2 separate regions of the Homo sapiens genome follow, and region 1 is linked to region 2. The links are chromatin loops, found by intact Hi-C in ENCODE. Cell type or tissue: MCF 10A. All regions are shown on one strand. Each heading gives the region's core, and the rest is flanking DNA. Links, peaks and the distances in the headings are about the cores only.

Region 1 (2,930 bases), core at 171-2,670, 370 kb after region 2:
AACCATTGCTCAGAGCAGTTGTAGCACAGCACCTTGTTTAATGGATTTTAATAGGATTATTTCTTTTGTCCTTCCATCCTTCCATCTATCTGCACACTTTTCTCTTGTCCAGAACTTATTCTCCTTCAATAATCTGTTAATTTTTCTTCTCGAAGCTTCCAGAGAGCATTAAGAACTTGACACTATGTCAACAGATTTGAGTAAGATACTGAAAACGGACAGCGTTTACCCTTCTGCCTGTAATATGACTGTGAATTTCTAGTTGTATCCAGCTCAGCACTGAAGTTTTGGGTGTGTCCTGGGTGTGGGACGCACTGTGTTAATGGCTGAGGGAGAATGAGGATGCAGAAGACAAAGCCTCTGCTGGTATTCATCTTCTCCTGGTGCGGGACTTAGAAGTGACTCTCCTGTGAGCTGGGCTTTGCCAAATGCTGTACCAGGGACATAGGAGAGTAAACTCATCTAAGTGAGAGGACTTGAGGGCAGAGAAAGGAGAGATAGGAGAGAATTCATAAGACAGGGGCATTTTAAACCAGGTTGGAGGGTATATATGGTTTCAGCACTGACTCTACTTGTAAGGACGGTACAGCAGAGAGAGGAGATGGAAGTGAGCACCGGTGTGGAGCAGGAGCATGCCACTCCCTTCTGGGGAATGTTCCCTGAGCCATTCTGTTCAATGGGAACATGGTGTGTGGCTTAGAATAATGGAAAGTAATCAGGAGATTTGGGTTGCACCCATTTTATATAAAGGGAGTTAACTGCCAGGCGGGCATTCTGTGTAGTATAGTGGTGGTGTGAACCAGCTCATCCCAGACTTCCACCCTTCAGATCCCCGGAGTACCATAGGCACTAGTTGTGTAAACTTGGGCAAGTTTCTAGAATTTCCTGAGCCATATTTTTCTTGCCTTTTCCATAGGAAGTGATGATGGTGCCTTCCTGAGAGGGCTGGCTGTGAGTGGTGAGTGAACTGATGGCACATCAGGAGCTTGTTTCATTTGGTCTCACGAGATGCAGTCTTTTTTTTTTTTTGAGATGGAGCCTCCCTCTGTCGCCCAGGCTGGAGTGCAGTGGCACGATCTTGGCTCACTGCAACCTCTGCCTCCCAGGTTCAAGCTGTTCTCCTGCCTCAGCCTCCTGAGTAGCTGGGGCTACAGACGCGTGCCACCATGCCCGGATAATTTTTATTTTTAGTAGAGATAGGGTTTTACCATGTTGGCCAGGCTGGTCTTGAACTCATGACCTTAGGTGATCCACTGGCCTCGGCCTCCCAAAGTGCTGGAATTACAGACGTGAGCCATGGCGCCCGGCCAAGTGATACAGTCTTTCTCTGATTGTCAGTAACGGTGAGAACAAGAGGGTGTGAAGGCACAGTGTTAATTTGTACTGCTCATGTTCCTCCCACACCTGTTTATCCATAATTACGTTCTTCCTGATCTCCAAAAGTGCAGCAGTAAATTAATTGCTCTGTCACCCTCAGTGGGAGCCTGTGACTTCCTCCGGGCCTTGTTCTTTGTGATGTTTCTTACTCCACAGTGACCTCTGCTGGGTTTTAGTTTGCTTCTCAACAAGCCTGGTTTCAGAGGTGGGGCCTGCACCTTTAAGGCAGCATCTGTTTGTTGCTAAGCACCGGGTTGAAATCACTGCCCAGATGAAAAGTACCCGAGAGAATGAACCAGGGAAAAAAATGTGCCTGTGTAAGACAAGAGCCTTTAGCAGAGAGTGTCCGGGCTGGTTCCTGGCATCCCTGGCTCCTTGCATCTGGTCCTGTCTTTTCCTTTGGCATTGGCACGTGTGGGGATGTGCATTCTGGCTGTGATCATCCTTCCAGAAAAATGTACTGAAAGCGACAGATCCAAGACAAATCCAGAAATGTCACTTCAAAATTGAGCACCATGTTTTCAAAAAGATGGCACAGAGAGACAGATTTTTCCCTTGCTTTCTTCTTTTAAATTTCTTTACGATGTCTCTTCTAGTTTTTAAATCCTGCATAGGAGGATCTTTTACTTTGTATTTAAAAATGCATGGAATTCAAAGTAAAATCACCCATTAATGATAACTTTAAAGTATGATGAATGATATATAATAATGTGATAGTATTGAATCTACAGGTGACATTTTCTGGTATGTAAGGTGTTTCACATAAGTGACCTCTTTTGCTCACAAAAACTTAAGTAACAAGTAATTTTTTCAATATGAATTATATTAATAATATCCTCTTTTACAAAACAGGAGCTGAATCGTACGTAGCAAGGTAAATCTTGTCCTAGGCCACACTTTGCTGGTAGAGTCTGTGACTTTTGATTTCGAAGCCCCAAATCTTTTCTTTACTGCTATGTGAATATAAGAACCTACCCAGAGAGAAACATGTCTACATCGCTTAAGAAATGTATGCTATTTTTGTTATGAATTACAAAAGGACGTATTAGCATGAAGTCAGCAATTGTTGTGATGATGTAGTTGGCACACTACACTTTTTTGGGAAAGGCTTCCTGAAGGTGGTATTCTTTGAGATGATTTTCCAACAGTGTCTATGTGTGAGATAGCTGAAGGATAGAGAAAAGATTTCCCAGGACTATGGGTTAATTTTAAGGAACAAATAGATTTCTGTCAGTGATGAGTCAGGCTAAAATTAAAAAGAAGAAACAAAGACAAAAACACAGATAGTCTTAGAAGAGAAAGCTTGTGCTGGATTAAGTGCAGTTCAGAGTCAGGATGGCAGGCAGATGTCAGTGACCATGGACAAGGTGTGTCTGGAATTCAGTGGGAGGTCAGAGAGGGATTATGGCTGAGATGCAGGCTTCACAGTGGCCCTTCTCAACCATGATCCCAGAGCAGTAAGCGTGGATACTCAGCAGCCCTTACATGGATTGCGGTGTTCTTTTTTTATTTTTTGAGACAGACTCTTACTCTGTTGCCCAGGCTGGAGTGCA
Region 2 (2,930 bases), core at 164-2,663:
ATCATTTTAGTAAAATGATTCCCCTTGACAAAATTTAAAAACTAGTATTTTAGATTATGAATTGCAAACTTGCAAGCAGCATTTGAAATCATGTTGATCAGTGTCCTAAACAATGTAAGAATCTCCTTTAACAGTCCTGATGATACAGTTTATTTATCCAGTATTTTAATGCTTTCTGTAATGAGAAGTTAACTAATTGTTATTATTGTGTGTTCTTTTGTTGAGCTGAATCCTGTTTCCTTTATTTTCTATTAATATACACTGACCCATGTTTTGCTTTCTGAAGCAAGGAATCAAATTTACTCCGCTATCTTTAGAGATGTAGCTTTTCATTATTTGAAGACAGGTATCATTCTTCCCCTTAGGTTTATTTGCTTCAGATGAAGTACACTTTTTTCCAACTGTTTCAAGACTTCTCACCATCCTGTTTGGCTCTTTTGGGATGCCCTTTTTATTGTTAATGTCTTACCTTGTGGCACCCAGAATCCCAGGTGTATTCCAGGTGTGAATTTCCAAGAATATAGTTAAACTATTATTTTTTCTTATTTAAACAGTATCTGTCTCTGTTAACATACCTAATAATGTATATGATTTTCTAAAGGAAGAATATTAGTTTTATAAATTTTATGGTCAATTACAATGGTAGATTTCACACATACTGATTGATAGACTGTTTTTCTATCTCATAGTAAGAGAAGGAGTTAAAGTAACAATGTTTAAATGTTTAAACTTTTTATAAATATTGAGATTTTCTTAATATGCTCTAATGAAAAAGCAGTAATTTATATGTATTTAACAGCCTGAGATGGTAATATCAGATCTTCAGCAGAGCATCTCTGACACGTTATCCATCTATTGATGTACAATTGAAGAATGTATTTTTCTTTTAATAATTAATGTTCTCAAGTATTCTACTTTAAGTATTAAAATTGCAAAAGAAAACATGCAGTAGAATATGTTTTATTGAATTGACTTTTTTGTTTTCTTTGAATACTCAGTTATTTTCATAGTATCTTTAGTGGGTTTTAAAATATGTTTCCACCTGTTTTTCCTTTTAGTTCTCACGTTTCAGAATCTGTGAACAATTCCATTTTTCATCAGATAGCAGAACAACTACAACAGCAAAACCTAGAACATCTCAGACAGCAGCTCTTGGAGCAGCAACAGCCTCAAAAGGTTTATAACCCCATCTTGTGGTCTTTAGAGTTATTACTATTTATATTCTATAAATTGGCATTTTTGTGGGTTGGCTTTTTTTTTTTTTAATTGGTCTTAATAGAATATTTTCTCAACTATTTAGCTTTTACCAGCTACTTTATTTCTTTCTAAAGTTTGTTATGGTGATATTTTTTCAACTCTTATTAGTAAGACCATTTTTTTCAGGACCTTTATGGTTTTTTCTGTAATCAAATTGTGTTCTGGTAACTTATGAATGCACATTGTAGAAATTAATTTCAGTGTACTGGAAGTAGAGAACAGGATGGAGGGGGTTTCAGAATTACCACTTAAAACTAAACGTGTTTTTCTCTCTGTTCCCTATCAAGCAAGTTGATGATTATGTTAATGGTGACAATGATGATGGCCATGTAGATTGCTATCTTTAATTTTTAAAACGTATTTGCTGTTAGCATGTAGCAGGAGCTTTATTAGGTATGTGGTAGGCTTGTATACATTTAACCCTCAGGCGATGGGCATTATGACTCCCATTTTATCCCAGAGGAAGTGGAAGCTTGGTGAGATTAAACATCTCATGCAGCAGTGTACAGCTAGTGTTATATATTATCTGACTCAAGATGTGCGGTTATTTTATGCATAGCTAAGAATTTTAAAACATCGATAACTAAATGTAACATCCTTTTGAGTTGTAAGGATCCTTTAAGTTCATCTTACGAATTTGATAATCTTTGACAAAATATTGCACCTTAGAACTGATAAAATATGTTAAGTTGTAGAGCTAGGATTAAATTTATTTCAAAGCCTTTTTCTGCTGTATGTGAGAAATGGTTACGCATGTAAACTGTTCAGAATAAAAGTATTAGGAAACCCCCTTTCCCTCCCCAGCATACATCCTAATATTAAAAAAGTTTTGGCATTAATGAGTTTAACAAAAATATCACAAAATATTTTTGAGTATGTGTTACTTGTTAGGCAAGTGTTACATACAGAGATGAACAGAAATGAGGTTGTGGCATCAGGTAACCTCTTCTCTAATGGAGCACGTACATCTGTATGAACACCTGGCAGAATTCTTTATTTTTGTCATAGAGGTACAGCTGAAGGATTCTAGGAGCATGGAGGGGGGAACAGTTATTTTAGATGGAAGAGATAGCAAACTTGAGACATTGGGGTCTGAACTTGACTTTTTAATGCAAACAGTAATATAAAATGGATGTTAATGATATTTGCTGCATTGGAACTCATGCCTAGAATTATGAGAATGGAATTTCATACCTTTTTTTTGAAGAAACAATTCTGATATAAGTGGCCAGAGTAGGGGCAGTATTTTATGTCAAGCAAATGTATCTGCCTGAGAACCCAGAAGTTGAAGATAGAACACAATTAAGAACATTTAGATGTTGTTTAAAGAAAAAACAAAGTTGTAACTCAAAACAAACAGCTCGTCAGTGATGTAATAATACAAAAATCACAGAACTGCTAAGAGAGGCAGGAGGTAGTCGTGATGGAAGAATTTATCCAAACAACAGATTTGTTGAGCTATAAATGTAACACTTTGTGAATTGCTTTAGTCATAGTTTCATTTTAGAAGGTTTAGCAGAAGCACTGTAATCGTAGTACTTTATGTTTTTAATGGTCTCTCTCTTAGCAGAATCAAGTAGTCTTAACAAGCTTGTAATTAGCACCATGTTATTGAAGTAAAAATAAACTTGAGAGAGAGCGAGTCTGTTGTAAGAATCTCACCTACCAAAAAG

Evidence for each region. Hi-C counts contacts between places; a loop is a spot of excess contacts. Peaks named below come from ENCODE experiments on the same cell type or tissue, not always from the same donor. Only the 100,000 strongest peaks of a DNase experiment are listed, where the experiment ranks them.
Region 1: a loop joins it to region 2, with 27 times the contacts of the local background. A loop is called at or near these places in 3 of 110 quality-filtered maps.

What each region holds. Positions count from the first base shown.
Region 1 is chr6:155,173,360-155,176,289 of GRCh38, forward strand. The region is part of intron 9 of TIAM2 (TIAM Rac1 associated GEF 2); the gene reads left to right. Among named protein-coding and RNA genes, the nearest start is that of CLDN20, 89 kb to the right of the region's middle. RefSeq lists an enhancer at 1,620-1,679. In MCF 10A, for the core only: a CTCF peak has its summit at 1,539 (motif pointing left); a DNase peak (open chromatin) is centred at 1,532.
Region 2 is chr6:154,804,311-154,807,240 of GRCh38, forward strand. SCAF8 (SR-related CTD associated factor 8) reads left to right here. Exons shown (of 20, transcript NM_014892.5): 9 at 1,059-1,176. Among named protein-coding and RNA genes, the nearest start is that of MIR1273C, 48 kb to the right of the region's middle. In MCF 10A, for the core only: a CTCF peak has its summit at 1,187; no DNase peak of the experiment used is centred there.